4 separate regions of the Mus musculus genome follow, and all the other regions are linked to region 1. The links are chromatin loops, found by intact Hi-C in ENCODE. Cell type or tissue: left cerebral cortex. All regions are shown on one strand.

Region 1 (5,000 bases):
TAGATTCGTATGTCAAGCATATACACATTATGTGCATATGCACAGCCATGCGCATATATATATGTATATATGCATATATACATATATATATATATATATATATATAGTGTGTGTGTGTGTGTGTGTGTGAGTGAGTGCACATATACATAGTCACCTGTATGTACCATATGTTCACAGAGACATGTGTATACATATACCTATACACCCATCACATCCGTGTTTACATGGTGCATTTCCCACACTGTTGGGGCTACCCTGCTCCAATGGAACAATGATTCTAGCCCCAAGCTCAGCATAGGCCACCATCTCCCAAGGTTTTGATAGTCAAGTCTCTCCCCTCAGCATGTTCATCAAGAAAGGAGCCGGCATTGGAATACCATCGAGTTGTAATGTCAGATGCTGAACGCCTAGAAAGAAAAGCAACCCAGGCAAGTCTTCGTGCCTGTCATAAAGAGTCTGGCTCACTGACAGGGCTTTAATGTGGCAGAAGCTCCAGATAAGGCTTTATGTGTGTAATAAATTAGAACCAGACACTGCTCTGGCTCTTCCATGGGGCCTTAACATTGTAGAAGCTTAACGTGTCTTTTAAAATCAAGTCAGAACACCAGAGTCTGAGGTGTGGCTGCATTTATGAGGGCCACAGAAGCTGTAGGCAAAGCACACTGGGAATTTCAGCCATGCAGTCAACTTTCTTACTTGTTCCCAGGAACCTCAAGGTGGGAGCAGTATTCACACCTGGTTGACTCCTTCCATGGGGGCAGTTTCTTTATAGTTTACTCTCAAGGAGGGCCAGTCCTGATACTGCCCTCTGGAAGCAGGAGAGTGCAGCTGACAACATATCATCCTGCTGCCATTCGTAATAGAAAACCAACATACATACCCCTGGAAACCATGAAGAACCACTAGGAAACATGGTCACAAGTAACAGGGTACGGTGTCCTGGTGGCTGCAGAGCCTGTAACCAACCAGTGTGTTCACCCGGCATCTCCCTTATCACATTCATAGGTTTTCAAGCACAGATCATTGTGATGGCACAGCTGTGAGGTTCCTCCACCCTGGCCATGAGTTCTGCTTGAATTGCTCCCAGGAGCATCTTGAAGATAGAGTGCTGTTCCTTTCTTTATAAGAGTAGCTGAGATCACCTGTCAAGTGAGCTGCCTCTAATGAAGTCATCTCCTCACCCCGCAGGGGTGCCTCCTACTGCTGTTGGCAGCAGAACCTCTTACAAGAGAACTCTGCAGGAGGGAAAGGAGGTGCTACCCCTGAGCTGGGGATGGGGGCGGGTAGTGGATCCTCTGGAGTGAGGTTTCACAGATCATTTCACAGATAAGGGGAGTTTGTGCTGATTGACGGGGCATCTGAAGGGGCATCTGAACGGATTCTCCTTGCATAACCATGGTTGCCTTCAGCAATCCCACAATTACTGATTTAATATGGCTGAGTTACACCATGTGTAATCTTTATAGCTTTGCTGTGGGAAGAAGAAAGGAAATAGCAGGCCATCTGTCAGTTGGATGATGGGTTGCAGTAAGCACTTGGAAAGCTGGCGTACTTACTTAAAGGGAAAGTTAGCCAGCACTGCAACTGCATAGCCCAAAAGCCTACTGTATGCACAGAGCTCTACAAATGTATATTATGAATAATAATAATAAAGACAGAGGATAGACTGATGGTACTGTGAGAGACTTCAGAAAGCATTCACAAGAAAAGCCTCAGCTCCTGGGGACTAGAAAGAAGACAACAGCCATCTCTACACATCTATTGTATCTTCCATAGTATGTGGACAATAAAATCACTTCTATGGTACTTTATGCAATCTAAGAGATTATTTAAGAAGATTATTTAAAATACAATTTAAAAAAATCTGTTCAGGCCAATGAAAAACAAGTCACTGTGTGTTTTAGTAAATATTACTGAGAGCCAGGCACAGAGTCTAAGTCTCTAAAATATCTCATTAAAGGGAACGCCTCTCTCCAGTTCCAACCTCCTCACAGGCCAGTGTGTGGGACAAACAGTGAGCTATAATGGAAATAAAAAGCAGGCTGTAAGATGTTGAGAAAGGTGCTGCAAGAAGCAAAGGCGGGAGAGGTGAGAGGGACCCAGTGCCTAGATCTTCTTTTAGGAAAAGAAGACAGCCCTTGGGAAGGGGGGAGGCCAGAAGACAAGCCCAATGGAAGGATGCCAAGAGAGACAAGAAAGGCAAGAGCCTGGAAGGTGAACTGCAAGAAGGTCCCACAGGCACACAGGGCCACCTCATGTGAGGTTGGAAGCCAAAAAAGGGTTTTGAGAACAGAGACAGCAAGGTCCTTAAGCTGTAAGGACGGCTGGGTGCACTGTTAGGAGCCGACCACATGGGGGCAGCAGGCAGCAAGGAGGCCTGCAGATTAGGTCCAAGAGGGATCCTGGAAACTGTACAGGGCATCACAGCTCAGTCCATGCTATGCCTATTCAAGTACTGTAGTTAATACTCAGAAACAATTAATTAAGCCCTGTCCTATAAACAGAGGTTAGAGTTGAGAAACCACCCTACAGAGCAGTGTCTGGCTAAGGATCCCGCTCACTGTACACTGTACACTGTACCTGCACACTTAGTCAAGTTGAGCGCAGTGTGTCCAAATCTTCAGCCCCAGTCATCACAAGTGTGGGTGTCTCAGTCACTTCTTCAGAACAAAACTCTGGACAGACTCATTTTAGGCCTTTTGGAGACACTTGCCCAGTTGACTTCCAGGACCCCTCCCCCACAACCCCCATTACCCACCTGTAAGTTATGAGAACACGGGTTTCCTCACACTTGCCAGCTGTGGGCATCATTACCCCCTCCCATGTCTGCTCATCTGATTAAAAGGAAGTTTTACTTGTTTTATAAAGGGTATGCTGTGAGGGCAGGGCATAGTTACAGGCATTAGCACACAAGAATAATCTTATGCCCCAGCAGTGAACACCTAAAAATGAAACTGGAAAACGGTTTACAACACTATAAAAATTAAAAAAAAAAAAACCTCAAAAACAAATTGGACACGGGAACAAGGCTTACTGATAATCTGAGGCATGGTTGAATAAACTGAAAGTGGACCTGATTGTGTGGCAAGGGGCCCATGTCTGTGCACCAAGAACACTCAACTTAATGTAATATTTCCTATTGACTGACAGGTTCCGGGCATCCCCCAACAAGACCCATGCTGTCTTCTTTGCAGACACTGGCCACGTGACCCATAAATTCTGTGGAAATAGGGAGGGCACAGAGCAGGAGGCAGTAGTGAGAAGATACAGGGCTGGAGAGCTTATGTGTCCAGACTTCAGAACCCAGTGAAAAGGTGAGTCATTGACACAGCCTGGAACAAGCATAAATATGACAGAAAACAGAAATTCCTTCTCCATATCAGCTGACCCTCCATTGATCTACACCTCTCACTGTTTCCTGTTGGGCAGTGGGCTACACTGTCTGCAGAAAAATGAAAGAGACTCAGGAGGATCAAGGACAGAGCTCAGCCTGAGAGGATGAAGGACTTCAGAGTATCAGCTTTAAACTACAAAAGCTTAGAAGTCTGTAGCTTCGAATCAGGCAGCGACTTCTCAGTCGTCACACAGAAAGCAGTAAAAAGCGGGGAAAACTGGTGCAAGGAGGTAAAGATAAAGAGTAAAAACTTTAACCAAGCTCAGTGCTGCGAAGCTGTGATCTAGGTACACACAGAAGGCTGGAGTTCCTTGGAGACCAGCCTGGTCTACGGAGTAGTTCTGTTGTAGTAAGACCCGGTCTTAGAACCAAACAAAACAAAAATAGGGAAGTAAAATGAATAGAAACCTGTAGACTGGAGAAAACATTGTGAGAATCCTGTATCTAAGAAAGAAATTGCAAATAAGGAAAGAGTTTAAAGGAGACTCTGGTCTTCGTTACTAAGGAGATAGCCAACTTAAAGCAAGTAGCGAACCTGAATGACCGATTCTACAGGGAAAAGATACTTAACTTCCTCCTGCCCGAGGAATCACTGCAAGCTACACTCCACAGGCCTGGGTGCTCTGGATGGAGGCACCTTCCCACCCCTGCTTGGGAGGAAATGGTAAGAACACGGGAAAGTGGTCTCTTCAGTAACCACCCGCGATTCAACAATTCCTGCCTTCGGTAGACACTCAAGGAAGAGAAAAGCATTTTCATCCTGCCTGTGTGCAGAAGTGGATGACAGCTTCTTCCTAACTTATCACTGGAGGAACATGAAGACTATAGATACTCTACTCGGCCAGTAAAGTGCTGCAAAATGGGCGCGCCCGGAAGTCTAACAGCAAAAGACCCGGATAACAGGATTCCACTCAAGACAGTGTCCACAGGAGGCCGCTGGGGGGCTCTGAGCATGGAGTGAGTAAAGGAGGTGGGGGCGACTGAGAGTGTGCGGCTTGCTTCTGGGATCCAGACAGTGTTGCTGAAGTGACCACCATGGTGAGAGCTGCACACCTCAGGAACTTTCTAGAAGCTTCCTTAAAGGTGCGTAGCATGTGTGTGAAGCTGGACTCGGTACTGAGAAGCGAGCGCAGGTTTTCCATGTACATTGGCGAACCTGGTATAGGATTTTCCATTTTAATCAGCTTACAAATAGGAACGTGCGTCTTGCAATGTAAATTTTTTTCTTTTGTAATTTTTTTAAATTTAAAAACCTAAACAAAACCTTTGCCTATGCTTAAGCTCCTCTCTGTCCCTCTGCGGAGGGGCTTTTGGCCTTCCCCGATGAGCTCATAGGTCCCAGGGGCGCAGGGGTTGGGCGAGGGCGCGGCCGGTCGACGGGGCGGGCAGGGGGCGGCCGCTGTGACCTCGGGCGTCGCAAACACCGCCCTCCGCGGCCAGCGATAGGTCCCAACCCACCTAAGCGACCTGCAGCCGGGGGCGGGGAGACGCGACGGGGACGCGCGGCGCGGCGGTTGAGCGTCCGGGAGATGTGGGCACCGAGCGGCCAGGGGCCCGCGGGTTGGGACCGCCGCAGGGTGGGCGCGCGACTACGAGCCGCACTGGC
Region 2 (5,000 bases), 94 kb after region 1:
CCTCCTTGTTGAAAGGAGACCCATCAGTGCTCTGCACACATGGCCACCCTTATCCGGAAGCTCAGTGGTTGCCAGTTCATGGTTACAGACACATCAGGACAAGTACTTAAATGGTTAAGATGTGACACCCATAAACATGTGGACCAACTATACTGACTGAGAGAAATGGTGGACACAGCTCTGCCCTGAGGTTGCCCTAGTGTACTGCTGCTACTGCTACTGGTGTGTGTGTGTGTGTTTCATGGTTACATATGTGTATATGTGTGTATAGCAGAGTGTCTGCATGGACATGTGTTTCTGTGTATCTGCATGAGTATGTGTGCATGTATCTATGTGTCTGTTTAGACATGTTTTTATGTGTCTGCATTAATATATGTACAAAGATGTCTATGGGTCTGCATGGGTGAGTGTGTGTGTATGTGTGTGTTTCATGGTCGAATGTGTGTATATGTGTGTATAGCAGAGTGTCTGCATGGACATTTGTTTGTGTGTATCTGCATGTGTGTGTGTGCATGTGCATGCATCTATATGCCTGTATAGACATGTTTTTAAGTGTCTGCATGGATATGTGTGCACAGATGTCTATGGGTCTGCATGAGTGAGTGAGTGAATGTATGTGTGTGTGTGTGAGTGAGTGTGTGAGTGTTAGTTACATAGACCTGCATGTGTGTTGCAGTGGTATGTGTGTATGTATGTGTGTTACATGGGCCTGTGCGTGTTTGTGGGTGTGTGACTTTAAATAGAAAATAGCAGCCTCTGAGGTAACTGTGGAGATGTGAGACACTCACTCCCAGAATCAGGTTAGAAATCTTCTGCCTGTCTCTCTGTCTTTGGAAATAATGTGCTGTCATCCTCCTATCTGTGGCCATAAAGTCTCAGGACAGAGGTCAGTGCTCTGACCTCTGGCCATGTTAAGCATCAGTAAGTTCATAAAGAGGGCAGGTTTCTCTTTCCTCTCTAAATCTCTAGTGCTGAACCACATCCACTGACAAGGCTCCAGCTTGGCATGGGGCCCACTGCTCATAGATTCTAGGTCTTTTCTTGCCCTTAGAGCAATGCAGCAGGAAAAGCACTGAGCCAAGGCTATAGTTACAGGTATAAGTTTAGTATTGACTGTCAAGTGTGTGTGCCAGCTCTCTGTCACTGTGAAAGACACCTGGGAGGATCAATTCCAGGAAGGAGGGGTTCTCTTGGTTTGTGATTTCAGATCCAGGTGAGATAAACACATTTCTGTGTGCCTGAGGCAAGGTGGGATTTAAGGTAGTGGAGATTAAGCTGTTCCTGTCATCCTTGTGAAGAGACTGGGTAGGGCCAGGCAAGAGAGAGACTTCAAGGTTAATCCTCTAGCTACCCACTTCTTCTAACAGGCCACCCCTCTCAAGAGTCCATTCAAAATTTGAATTCATCAGTGGATCCAGGCACAGTCAACATTTTAACATTATGACCTGACATCATCATGAACTGAACAATCAGGTAATTTTCGGGAAGTTTTTGTTTTTCTGGCTCCCATTTATAGCTATCCTCAGCCTGAGGTGTCCTGTGGGCTACCAGGTAGATATGCCTGGAATAACTGATAAAATCATCACTCTTATGATCTAGGCTCTGAAAATACTCCCACCCCCAATACAGGCTCAGAGGTGCATTGCTCTAGTTTCCTAGGCTGTTCTTCATGTATCCATGCCAACAGTCAGCAGTAGTTGTTGTACTGGCTGATCTTCACAAACAGGCAACTCCTTCTCCCCAGAGGGCTACAGGCACACCACCTACCTATACCTGCACTTGTGATAAACAGCAGACTTCAGTCATTATGAACTGCTGGGTGAGCATACATAGCATGGGACAGAAATCCTAATGTAGTAAAGGCCAAGGACACTCCCACATTCAGTACCCATTGGCTGATCTCATTGTGATGTCCAGTGGCCACTGGCTAGAGAATGTTATTGTCCAGTATCACTGGCTGACAACATGCAGGTGTTCAGTAGCCAGGGCCTGACTGCACCTTGATGTCCAGGGTTTGTTGCTTTCTTCTTTGTAGAAATATCCTTTTGCATCTCTCTCTCATTTTTGTCCCATCATTCCTGTAGACTGCCATATCAAGGGTGTATTTAGTGTTAACTATTTTATAAACCCTTCTTGCTCGTCTGATGTGTGTGTGTGTGTGTTTGATTTTTACTTGCCTGGGTATGCTTCTACTTGTATAATAAATATTAATGACCCTCCCTTTTGTTTGCTTTGGGATTCTGTTCATGTCTTCACTATTCAAAATCGTTAATGTTTTCTAGTATTTCTTGGTTTTACTGCTAAAAGTTAACCTGTTGTCCAGGTGGTCTTAGTGCAAGCAATGGCATAAGCTGAGACTAAATTAAAATCTGTCACGTGCTTCCCATATCTTTGGAATTATAAGGAAGAAAGAATAGGAATGATGTATGATAGGGAAGAGGAGTAAGAAGGAGGAGAAAGAGCTTGCTTGAGAGGACATGACATAGGAGGGGAAGATGCCTGTTTGCTACTGTAGTGTATTTTTCTATAGTTTAGAAACAGAGCAAGCATGCTACCCTGCTGAGGACACCCAGCAGGGCCATCCATGTCCTGAAACTGCATTTGTCCAGGAGACCTCTTTGGGAAGATGCTGAGGAACTGTCAGCATATTTGTAGGTATGGAGTGCCTCCTGCTGGATACATGGACAGAAGGGCAGCAGAATAATCGCATCTATTTGTGTTCCAGCATTTTTACTGAGAGGAACTGTGACCACTATGGGCCATATACTTGTGCTGCAGGACCACACAGTGATCTTGGGCATCATGTAAGATATAAGATAGTGTCTTCTTCCAATTACTAAAACTTCTCCTGTGAACAGCAGCTCCTGTTCCTCTGCAGGCTCCAGAACTTTCCTTCTGCTTCCTTCTAGCATTTTGTGAATTTATTTAAAAGTTAACCTGGTCCATCCCTGTAGCCTGCATAGTCCTTCTGGGCACACCCAGTTACCTGGTATGTCCTGTTGTCTACCCAGACCTCCATTTCATGGACACTTCTCTGTCCACCCTCATCAGACCTGCTGCTCTGGAAATATACAGGTTCGATTTCCTCTCTACACCCATTCCCTCATCAGGCTCCCAAGTCTTCTGAGACTAGGGTAATGTACAGACCTGATCCAGCTCCACTGTCCTCCCACCTCCTCATCTGCTTTTCCCTCCCTTTAAATCCCCTACTAGCCATGTCCCCGAGTCACACCCAACTGTTGGGAGACCTGTGCTTCTCCTTAAGTTCCATTTTCCTGCAAAAGGCTTCCCATGAGGGGAATACTGTACCAGGAAACACATTTTAGCAATAAAGATAGAATTTACCTCAGAATAAAAGTCTGGCAAAAAGTTTCGTGGGCAAACAAACCTAAGCAGCCAGCTGGAGTAGCCATTTTAATATCTAATAAAAATTTCAACAAAATTGAATGAAAAGTCATGGGGAAGCATTCCTAATATTCACTAAAGGAAACATCTACCAAGTTGATGCCTCAATTCAGAACAATGTGGAATCTACTCACTCAGGGAAGCCCTGACTGACAGCTGCAGCCAAGACTTCTGTATACAGGTACCCAGCCAAGAGACAGATAGGAAAGGATTCAATGTTGAGAAGCAGACTGGAATGCTGGGGAGGTTAACCCACCAACAACCCCAAGCCCCTAGCAGGAAGAGAATGGAGAAGGGAGAGCCGGTTCTCAGCCAGCCTCACTACCCATAGATAGACTTCTTCCAGGCCTTCCGTTTACGTCAAGGTAAAGAAAAGCCCATAAAGAAGGAGCAGGGAAAGAAACAATGCTCTGCCAACATGAGCCAAAGAGAAGTCCCCTCCCACCCTCCCATCTCAGCCCATGAGCAGCCACACACCAGGCCTGGTATCTCTAGAGGCCCATGGATCCAGGCAGATGAGCACTTTTTTTTTTTTGGCCATACTCAGTCAGCTCAGCCACCCTCTGCAATGGCAAAGGGCTCCTGTATGCCATAGTATGTATAGCAGTCCTGAGACCCTGGGCCATAGGTGCTCTGCCTATGTAAGATCAGAGAGCCTGGAGTTAGATAAATATCAATGTCCCTTGGCCTCAAGGGAGAAGGGAGTTTGGATTCCAGCCCTAGGCTAGTCCTGTAGTAAACAGTCCCCCTCAAATGCAGACAGCAAGGTCTACAAGATGTTCACAGCTACCCTGGCCTGAAACAGTCCTGTGATTGGTACTACAAACCAGGAAGCAGGGACTTAAACTTGAGATCACTGACTCAGGCTAGGGAGGGCTCCAGGGCACTTGATCTCAACTGCAATGTCAGAAGCTGAGCCACAATGACCAGTGGTGGCAGGTTTTCTTTTCTGCTCTCACGCCTGGCAATGAAGTCCACATATGAGGATCTTTCCTCCCCGTCATACTGTCTGCAGATATGAGGTTCCTCAACAGTGGACTCAAAACTGCAGAAGAGAGTCTTCAAAAGGAAAGAGCTACACAGTGAACTGCATACAGCACTCTGAAAAGCAGAGGCCCTTTAGAATTTTAGCCAATCAGTGCTCAGTGCTGAGGAGTAACACAGTAGCCTAGGTCCTGTGACCTGCCTGTCACAGTCTGTGGCTCAGAGCCTATTTCTTTTGTGTCAGCACAGCCACTCTGTTCTTTCTGGTCCCAGGGAGCATAGAGCTTCTGGTCCTCACACATGCCTGCTCCGCCTTTGGACCTTAATGTCTAGAGTGAGTCCTATACTCAGTATGGATTTGGTTTTCTATACACCATGTCAACCCCTGTGCGGGAGAGGGTGTTTGCATGTGTATGCATGCCCCGTTGTGTGCCTAGGTGTACATGCATATCCCTATGCTTATGTTCTGTCAGAGGCCATCTTCCGGATAGGTCTTCACACTTGCACATCCCTGTCTCCCATTCCCATCCCCACCCCCACCCCAGGGATGCTGAGCTTATGGACTTTGCTGTTGCACCCCACTTTGATGTGGGTTCTGGGGATTCAAATTC
Region 3 (5,000 bases), 84 kb after region 1:
AAAAGCAACCCATTGTGTAGATAATATATTTGCCTGTTCACCTATTGATACTCTAATTGGCAATCCAATTGATGCTCTTGCATCAGCAATATGCAAGAACCCTCCTCTCTCCTCATCTTCAGCAGCATTGGTCACTCTGTAGACCAGGCTGGCCTCGAACTCAGAAATCCACTTGCCTCTGCCTCCCGAGTGCTGGGAGGGATTAAAAGCGTGTGCCACCACCACCTGGCCAGCATTTGCTATTTTTTAAAAAATTTATTACGTATTTTCCTCAATTACATTTCCAATGCTATCCCAAAAGTTCCCCATACCCTCCCCCCCACTTCCCTACCCACCCATTCCCATTTTTTTGGCCCTGGTACTGTACTGGGGCATATAAAGTTTGTGTGTCCAATGGGCATCTCTTTCCAGTGATGGCCGATTAGGCCATCTTTTGATACATATGTAGCTAGAGTCAAGAGCTCCGGGGTACTGGTTAGTTCATAATGTTGTTGCACCTACAGGGTTGCAGATCTCTTTAGCTCCTTGGATACTTTCTCTAGCTCCTCCATTGGGAGCCCTGTGATCCATCCAATAGCTGACTGTGATCATCCACTTATGTGTTTGCTAGGCCCCGGCCTAGTCTCACAAGAGACAGCTATATCTGGGTCCTTTCAGCAAAATCTTGCTAGTGTATGCAGTGGTGTCAGCGTTTGGAAGCTGATTATGGGGTGATTATAGATGGACCTGGAGGGCACCATCCTGAGTGAGGTAACCCAATCACAAAGGAACTCACACAATATGTACTCACTGATAAGTGGATATTAGCCCAAAACTTAGGATACCCAAGATATAAGATACAATTTGCCAAATGCATGAAACTCTAGAAGAATGAAGACCAAAGTGTGGACACTGTGCCCCTTCTTAGAATTGGGAACAAAACACCCATGGAAGGAGTTACAGAGACAAAGTTTGGAGCTGTGGCATTTGCTATTTTTATAGCAGACATTTTATTGCAAGTTAGATAGACTCTAAGAATTCCATTTGGATCTCCATAAAGACTTAAGAACACTGAGCAATTATCCTAATGTTCACAGGCCTCTTGTAAGTCACCTCTTTAAAATACTGTATTAACATCACCATTTTGGTTTATTCATTTGTTTGGTTTGGTTTTTCTAAACAAGGTTTCTTTTTGTAGCCCTGACTGTCCTGGAACTTGCTCCATAGACCAGGCTGGCCTTGAACTCAGAGATCTGTCTGTCTCTCCTTCCCAAGTATTGGGATTAAAGCCATGCCCACCACCACCCATGGCCACTGGCCATTTTTTAAAAATTGAGTATCTTGAGTTTTGTTAAGCGTTCTAAATGCCTATACTCTGTGTTCTTCCTCCAGAAGCACACTCACTGCCTGCGGAGATCTTGGGAAAGTGGTTATGTTTTGTTCGCCAGGATGACATTGTTACTTAGGAAATTGGGCTTCCCTTTGGGGGTTGTTAGTCTCATTAATAAAGAACTCAAAAGATGACAATTTTATTAGTATTAAAAGGAAAAAATGGCTCTTCTCTTAATCTCTTACCCTCTTCCCACCCCATCCCTTCTCTCTCCATTCCCCTCCCTCCCTCTCTCCACAAGTTTATGGCCAGCCTCTTCTCCTTCCTTCCTCCCTCCCTCCTTCTCCCCTCTCCCTTTCTCTGTCTCTACTACTCCTTCAACTCCCCTCCCTAGGCCCTAAATAAACTCTGTTCTATAAAAAAAAAAAAAAAAAAGAAAAAAGAAAAAAATGCCAGGCTAGGCAAGAAGGAAATCTCTGTAGCTGCCCACAGGATGGAGACAAGAAAAGGCCATGCTGCTTGAGATAGGCATGGAGATCAGACATGTCGCAGCCAGGCAGCCATGTAGTGAGGAAGTCTAAAGTACCAGTGAAAGGAAAGTTAGGTTTTGGCAAGCATCCGAAACAATGAGACAGAGAGAAGAGACTTTAAAAGAAAAAAAAAGAAAAGAAAGAACCGAAGGAAAAGGGGGGAAAGTTCCCCCCAAAAAGGAAGACAGAGACAAAGGAAGGTGCAGAAAGCCCATAGTGACTTTCCTAGGGTGTGAGAATCCTTGAAGGGAAAAGTACCTTATCCCATTAAAGGGTTAATTATTCCTCCCAACTCTTTAGCTTGGCTTAAAATAGACCTAAGGGATGGCCCTTGGTCAGGTCATTGATCTGCTTAAGTGAACTGACTCTTAGGAGACAGTCAGTTGTTTGTCTCTTCCCACAGTTAGATCCCGTTCTTTGGGTAGGCAGCAACAACTCCTTCTTAATGGGACTCCAACTCTACAGTAGCAAGGTAAGAAGACCCAGAACACCACAGAAAGCACATCTTTGGCCAGGATCTGAAAGATATGGAGAGAAAGAGAAGGAAAAGACCCAGAGAAGCAGATGGGCTGGAGGTACAGTGCTCTCTGCAAGCTTCTGCAAAAGAGGAGGGGCTCTGGGAAGGAAAAGCCCAGCCTTTCATCCAGAGAGTAATTATTCCTCCCACCTCCCACCCCGGTTAAGTAGCTTGAGATGTCAGGTCTGCTCAGATTCCAGTTTTTATTGTTTTATCAGAGGGAATACAATTTTCTTAATGGACTTCAACAGAACCCTGAAGCTTCTAGCTTTTTTTAATGGTAACCGAAGTTCTTTCCTTCCCAGAAAAAGGAGAAGTGGGGTCCCAAGTCCACAAGGGAGAGGGTGCATCAGCAGACACTCCAACCAGGCAACCAGAGGATAATACTTGAGGACAGAGTTGTGGTAAGGGAAGCTGTCTACAAAGCTGAACAGGGCCTGCCTGGGCCTCTCAGCCTGTAGTTGAGCAGCTTCTCCACGTCCTGGCAAACATTTCCTTCTCTGTACCTTGTCCCATGTGTCCCTTTGTGTAGAGCACCCATTGTTTCCACATAGAGATCTCCCTAAGAGTCTCATTGTGGCCAGAGCCAAGGATTCCTCTTTGGATGGTGGTTTAGTCCCTGGTAGCTCTTGTGAATAAATAAAATAACCAATTAAAAAAAAATCTCATTGTGACCTCACTCCCTGTGAAGCTCTGACCTTCCAATAAGAACACATTCTAGTTCAACATGGTTCGAGTCAATAAATACATTGGGTTTGCAATATTCTATTCTACTCACCTTAAGGTTAACAGACTAGTGAAGCAGGACTGGGTTTTACCTACACACACACACACACACATACACACACACACACACACACACACACACACACACACACTTATGTTGTGGGAAATATTAAAAAGAATGGCAAGTTCTTGAGCTATACCCAACTACTCTTTGCCCCAGAGGTGGTCTCACTGCCTCTATCTCTAAGCTAGCCCCTACAGTGACTGATAGTGGTTTTCTCAGCCCATACCTTCTCAGCCATAAAGCCCCTGTGGTCAGCAGTTGGCCCCACATTCCAGTAACCCAGTAAAACAAAACTCTAGTTTATAATTAATCAGTCAGATTTATATAGCAATAAATTCTCAATATACAAGATGCCCACACAATAAATTCAGGGTCAATTAACAATGGTACAAGTTGCCCATCTAGATTAGACAAGTTACCCCAATTATTCTATCCCTGTATGATATGATATCTACCTGTGGCTATTTAAAGCCACGTGGAATCTGAATCATCCTGTTTGTCCTCCTTCTTGCTTCCTTCTCCTCTACCTGTCTCCTTCGTCCTTGTCTCCGCCACTCCTTGCTCTGCCTCCCTTTTCCCTGTCCAATCACAGGCTTCTTGTTGTATTAATATTTAAAGTGATTGGATGGGGAAAATACTGCTACATACTTATACATGCATGCACACACAGACACAAACAATCATATTCTCTGCCTCATTTTGCCCATGTAAGGTGGAAATAATTATGTCCTTTTCCAAGTCTAAGGAAAGAGCCATCTGCATGGAAGCAATGCCTTGTACTGCATTTGAGAGTTCCCCATAGCTCTCAAAGGTCATGGCTGCCCAAGGATCTCAAGTCCCAGGCCTATAAGAAAGGTGGCCAGACCCCAGCTGGCTAACATTTTTGTACATTTGTATGTTGGATCTGCTCCTAACCAGGAGAACCCACATTTGTGGCAGGTCATTTATTTCATTTCCGTGGTGCTGAGGAAAAGAGAGCAGGGACAATAGTCACCTACTAAGATCTAGATGGGAATGTTCAGGGTTTTACAGAACCATCAAGGCACTGCCTGCCATATTTCTCAGTACACTGTGCTCTTTCTACATGATGAATGCAGGTACAAGTTTCTGTTGCTCAGGAACTATGACCTATAACTTTGATACCAGTTATTGACAGAATCCAAGACTTGCCCTTGAATTTCATGGTGCATACTTCATACTACTGAAGATGTGGGGATTTGAAAGGGACATTATGGGGACTGACACGGGCCAGGGCCTTCTTTGTCAGATATGTACCTGCTGCATAAAATCTGTTGGCCCTCTGGATTTGGGGATGCATTGAGGGAGAATAAGGGGTGAAGCACTGGTGCCTGAAACTCCTGGGTTACTTACAGTACTGGGACCTGTGACCCTGCTGAGAAGCATCTAAGGCTATTCTTCCTGTAGCCTTTTCTTTCTGGGATTGGAAGGTCACTTATCCAATCCTTCCCTGCACAGCATTGCACCTGCCTCACAATGGAGTCTCCATGTCACCTGTGCGCCAAATGGCAGGAGAAAGAAGTCCTTATAATGAAGAGAGGGACTTGAACAACACGGCCTTCCCCTTGCTCTCCACTTTCAAAGAAGACAGGTCCCAGAGAGATAGAGCTGCATCTGGCTGATGATAGGTGGGAGACTGCAAAGCTGAGGTTTGAGGACAGAGAGGGAGAGAGAGAGAGAGAGTGCATGTGAGCCAAGGGACATTATAATCACGCAAGAGTCAGTGAGTGGAACTCCCATTTCTTGCATTCTCTTAAACATCTCCTCCTATGTACACTTTCTTTTTAGAAGCCTTCACAGCACTTCTAGAGCCTTCCAAAGACCAAGGAACTTAGA
Region 4 (5,000 bases), 69 kb after region 1:
ATTTTTGTATGAGAGAATCAAGGAAACTGAGTTATAAATTCACCGTGTTTAAATGCAATCTCCCTCTCTCATGACTTCTACTGCTGAGGAGTCTTTTAGAGATGGACACAGAGAGATTCATGGTTGAAAGGTGTGAAGTCTGGGACCATCATCCAGGATGGTGAAGATAGAGGTGCTGATGGGGGTAAAACAGAGAATCTTGGAGAATCCCACACCACAAAGCCCCTGTAGCATCCCACACCATAGCACAGGACCCTGGAGGATCCCACACACAGAGTAGAGTCTACAGCTACTTAGCTGACTTTTGCAAATTCAGAAAAACTGGGTTTTCCTCTCCAAACCAAACAATCCACTGCCTAAAAATGCATGAGTCAGGGTTTTGTTCTATTCATCCTGAAGACCCACACCTATAAGCAATGGCTCCACTAACCTCTCCCAAGGACCACCAGGTTAATCTGCTCTCTGGACACCTGTGTCCCTTTTACTTTGCCTTCCATTCTGAGAGAGTTCTGACCCAGAGACCTCCAGTACATTGCGGAGTCATCTTGCTTGGACATAGATGAGCTTGTGTTTGGAATCTGACTTGAGTGTGTTAAAGACAGTAAAAGTGAAACCATGCCTGGAGAATCCTGAGCAAAGCCAGGCAGCTTCAGTCTCCCATTGGCACGAGTCAATTTCCAGCTCGAAGCTCAGAAGCAGCCCACAAACTTTGTAGTTACACAACTGGGGACTTTCCGAAGTGTCCTGGCAAACCAGGCAGCTGTGTTATTAGAAAAACTCTAGATCTGTGTCATCCCATAATGCCTTCCTCTCATGATCCCTCAGGGCAGCCACCAGCCACTTCTGGCCGGAGCTGCTTGCTGTGCCTCTGTTTATCTTTTTAGATACAGCACCAAAGGCATGGGCTTCACCTCTCACGAGAAGCCTGTGTGTACCACAGGGAGTGAGTTTAATAAGGAGCCATCAAGTCCCGAGAGAGAAGGCATTTAAGCATTGCTTTTAATCTAATGGAGTCCCTGCAGAGGTGCTCTATCCATGAGGGCCAAGGATGCTTCTCACGTGTTTCATTGGCCGGAGAGGCACATGGAAATCCTGACGGTGGGTGTGATGTGACTAACTGCTTTATCTGACTCCTCTAAAGATGGACCCTGTGTAAGTTAGGGTTTCTATTGCTGTGATAAAACACCATGTCTAAAAGCAACTTTCGGGACAGGAGAAACCGTTCATTTCGGCTCATAGTTTGTAGTTTATTGCTGAGTGAGGTCAGGGCAGGAACTCCTGCAGGCAGGGCAGGAACCTGGAGTTAAGCTGATGTAGAGGCTGTGGAGGGGTGCTGCTTACTGGCCTGCTCTTCCTGGAGTGCTAGTTTGTTTGCTTGCACACCACAGGTCCACCTGCCCAGGGCTGGAAACACCCAAATTGGGCTGGATCCTCCCAATCAATCATCAATCAAGAAAATGCCACACAGACTTACCTACAGGTCAGTTCCATGGGGGATATTTTCTCATATAAGAATTCTTCTTAGACGACCCAAGCTTGTGTCAAGCTGGCATTAAAAACTAGACAGCCTGGATGGTGACAGTGTGGACAGTGACATGGAATTGTCACCCTTCCTCCCATGTCACTTCCGATCCAGATGTTTTACCAAGGCAACATAAATGAAGTTAGGGTGTAGGGCAGAAACTGGGGCTGAAGCAGAACATCACATACTCCACAAGCTACCGGGTTCATTGCTCCACATAAGTCCCAAAGAAACAGTGCCTACGCTCAGCAGAAAGCTCTCCATGTATGCAGCACCACAGCTAGCAACAGTCCCCAACTATAAACAACCCAATTCCCATCTGTGTGCTGATAAACTACGATGTATCTGTATCACTGACCCAGATCAACTGCAGTGGGAAACAGTGCACAGTCAGAGCCACACGAGCCACATGATAATCAGCAAAGACGAATGTACTTTGAAACATGGAAACCTTTAGTGAGCAGTTGGACCCTAGGTTTCCTTTTCTCTTTCTTCATTAATGTGTTTATTTATTCACTTTATACCCTGATTACTTCCCCAACTTCAGGCCCCACCATCATAGAGACCCTCCCTCCATCCCTCATCCTCTTCTCCTTGAGAGGGTAGCCCTCCCCCTCTGCCCCCACGTATTCCTCCACCCTGGCACATAAAATCTCTACAGGGTTTGGTTCATCTTCTCCCACTGAGGCCAGACAAGGTGGCCCTGTTGGGGAATGGATTCCACAGACAGACCACAGCTTTAGGGACAGCCCCTGCTGGTTGTTGGGGGACCCAAATGGAGACTGAACTACATGTCTGCTACATATGCAGGGAGTGAGGTCCAGCCCGTGTATGTTCTTTGGTTGGTGGTTCAGTCCCTGAGAGTCCCAAGAATCCATGTTAGTTGACTCTGTTGATCATCCTGTGGAGTTCCTATCCCTTTCAGGGCCTTCAATCTTTCCCCAAACTCTTCCATAAGAATCCCTGAGCTCCATCCGATGTTGGACTGTGGGTCTCTGCACCTAGATTTCCCTTGTACACACTGCCTTCGTAAGACCATCAGGAGAATGTTCTCTGATGACACATTACATCCAGAGCTAAGAACAAAGAGGTAGAAAGGGGTAATGCAGGAGAGTTTCTAGACTAGATTGGGATTTAATTCTAATGGCTTCACTGGAGCTGGAAATTGCGAAAGTGTGGCCAGAAGCCAGTGTCATTTAACCAAAGCTCTTCCACCAGGGCAGGTGCAGGCCTGCTGTGGCTGACCTCGGGTAGAACGGAGGGAGGGCATGTGCATAGGAAGGCTTGCTTCCACGCTCATCTTTGACAGGTATGTAATTCTGAACCCCCTTGTTTGTGGTTCTCTAAGTTCTTGGCTTTAAACACAGGGAGAAGGGTAGGCAGTTGCTCCAGCTGCAGCATCTACAGTCAGAGATGCAGGGCGCCCTCCCATGGGGGATCCTGGAACAACTGTTTTTGTCCCATGATATCCTGTCTTCCCAGGGCCTTCTAACCAGACACAATGAGTTGACTGCAAAATTCTAAGCTTCCTTGCCTTGCTTCATTTTTGCCACAGCACAGAAAAGTTCCTATTATCAGGAGACTTCTCATTTCCCTGTGCAAGACAAAGATTTCCAGAAGGCTGTGGACATTCTCAGAGTGAGTCAAAGCCAGCTGCTGAAGCTTGCTTCCATACTTCAGAAGACATGAGGAGTGATGATGGGCAGGAGCTCAAGCCTCCACCCGGGAGGCAAGACACCCTTGTCCTCTTCCCATATTCTCCAAGTGCGCTGCGTCATATGCCTAAATGCACACATGAAGCTTGTAGAACAGCTCTGGTCATGGACCCTTTGGCAACTATGTCCCATCAGCTAGTGTATGCACCTCTATGGATGCCATGTTCAAGGAAGTGAGGATGCCAATAAAGGCGGCTGGACAGATAAGCCACAGGTTGTGCTGCACACAACGTTCAACCAATGAAGAGACCATCTACGCATGGTGTTCAGAAAGGGTGCATGCTCAAGTAGTCAGATGCCAGGGTTCTTGGGTGATGTCGGTGATGAGTAAACTGAGGCAGGAGCCCCATCTGCTGGGTCATTTACCCTCATGTTAACTGTAGGTGAGCTCTGTCCTTTGGGGAAAAGGTTCATGCTACTCAGGAAGCAGAGGAGAGAGAGAGGGAGGGAGAAAGAGAGAGAGAGAGAGAGAGAGAGAGAGAGAGAGAGAGAGAGAGAGAAAGAGAGAGAGAGAGAGAGAGGGAAATAGTGCTGGCCAGTAACAAATCAATATAGCCCTATAGCCTCACTTCTGCCAGCTAAAAACTTGTCACAGAAATGGTCAACAACTTCCCCAAACAGAACCACAGTGAGAGACATTTCACACTCTAGCCATACAATTCTACCATCCCAGTCCCAGTCTGAAGTCTTCACTGAGCTGTCTTCTGTCCCAGTGTGCTGACCTCAAGGCTGGCTAGAATGTGGTCCCTGTGAGGTCTGGGAGAGGGTGACAGACCCCAGGCCTTTTTCTAGAGATGCAGAGAGGTCTGTCAGCCTAGAGAAGTGATCTGAGTTCAACCTCTCAGATCAGCAGCATGGTTCCATCCATGCCCTTCCTCCCTGTCCTGGCTGCAGCAAGGCTGACAGGCAAAGACAAGCAGGGGCTGGAGAAACAGCTCAGCACTAAGAGAGCTTTCTGCTTTTTCACAGGACTGGAGTTTGGCTACCAGGACCCACATACCCACATCAGGTCATCAGAATGGCTTGTAACCGTGGGGGACTGCCCACCTTGTTCTGAACTCCACAGGCAGGATCACATACACATTCACATACACACACACCATATACACTCACATACAAACACACTATACAAACACTACACACACTCGCACCCCCCCCATACACACACACACACATCCCCACATATCACACAATCATATATACACATATCACACAGACCACATTCACACACTTCATTGGTTGAACACATACTCATAAACACTCACATACACTAATACACACCATATACATATACACATGCACACATCTTTAAAAACAAAAGAGAAGGAGCAGCATGGATGTGCATGAGGTTTCTACTCCCCACCCTATGTTCCAGGTCTCCAGGTCACCCCATGTTCCCCTGTGAACTCACTTGACTGGTGTACCTAGAGAGGCCAGGTACCCCATTCCCCAGCCTGATTTGGCCTTCAGTTAGGTCTGGGTTCTGCTCTCTCCCAACCTCACTTCCACCCCTCTCGCACTGCAACTTGCATCCTTACGACAGCTGCTTTCCAGCAGAGTGCCCACACTGCACCATCTTGGCTCCTCAAGGTACCCATGTTTATGAGGAAAGCAGACCCCATGCCTCTCAGAGCCCATCTGTGAGATGGTCTAATTCCCTGCAGTTTCCCAACTCAGAACTCCCAAGCAAGTGTGTTTGCCCGGAGCAAAGGGAGCTTAGCTGGACTCAGTCGGGCATGTGAAGGTACCTGAGAGGAGGTAGA

What was found. A loop is a pair of places that touch in the nucleus more often than their neighbours do. Peaks named below come from ENCODE experiments on the same cell type or tissue, not always from the same donor. Only the 100,000 strongest peaks of a DNase experiment are listed, where the experiment ranks them.
Region 2: it touches region 1 in a loop (6-fold over the local background); 15 of 42 quality-filtered maps call a loop at or near these places.
Region 3: a loop joins it to region 1, with 4 times the contacts of the local background. A loop is called at or near these places in 28 of 42 quality-filtered maps.
Region 4: it touches region 1 in a loop (6-fold over the local background); 24 of 42 quality-filtered maps call a loop at or near these places.

What each region holds. Positions count from the first base shown.
Region 1 is chr17:14,203,653-14,208,652 of GRCm38, reverse strand. Dact2 (dishevelled-binding antagonist of beta-catenin 2) reads left to right here and starts at 4,822. Exons shown (of 4, transcript NM_172826.3): 1 at 4,822-5,000. The coding sequence starts at 4,924. It overlaps Gm34510 (a long non-coding RNA gene), which reads right to left and starts at 4,946. Exons shown (of 3, transcript XR_001782252.2): 1 at 4,853-4,946. In left cerebral cortex, CTCF peaks have their summits at 2,353 (motif pointing right) and 4,331; DNase peaks (open chromatin) are centred at 2,049, 2,358, 4,317, 4,916 and 2 more places; H3K4me3 peaks cover 1,214 bases; H3K27ac peaks cover 3,085 bases.
Region 2 is chr17:14,109,552-14,114,551 of GRCm38, reverse strand. No RefSeq gene overlaps it. Among named protein-coding and RNA genes, the nearest start is that of 4930488N24Rik, 2.9 kb to the right of the region's middle. In left cerebral cortex, a CTCF peak has its summit at 2,682 (motif pointing left); DNase peaks (open chromatin) are centred at 957 and 2,642.
Region 3 is chr17:14,119,964-14,124,963 of GRCm38, reverse strand. No RefSeq gene overlaps it. Among named protein-coding and RNA genes, the nearest start is that of 4930488N24Rik, 13 kb to the right of the region's middle. In left cerebral cortex, no CTCF peak of the experiment used is centred here; no DNase peak of the experiment used is centred here.
Region 4 is chr17:14,134,843-14,139,842 of GRCm38, reverse strand. No RefSeq gene overlaps it. Among named protein-coding and RNA genes, the nearest start is that of 4930488N24Rik, 28 kb to the right of the region's middle. In left cerebral cortex, a CTCF peak has its summit at 2,947; a DNase peak (open chromatin) is centred at 2,950.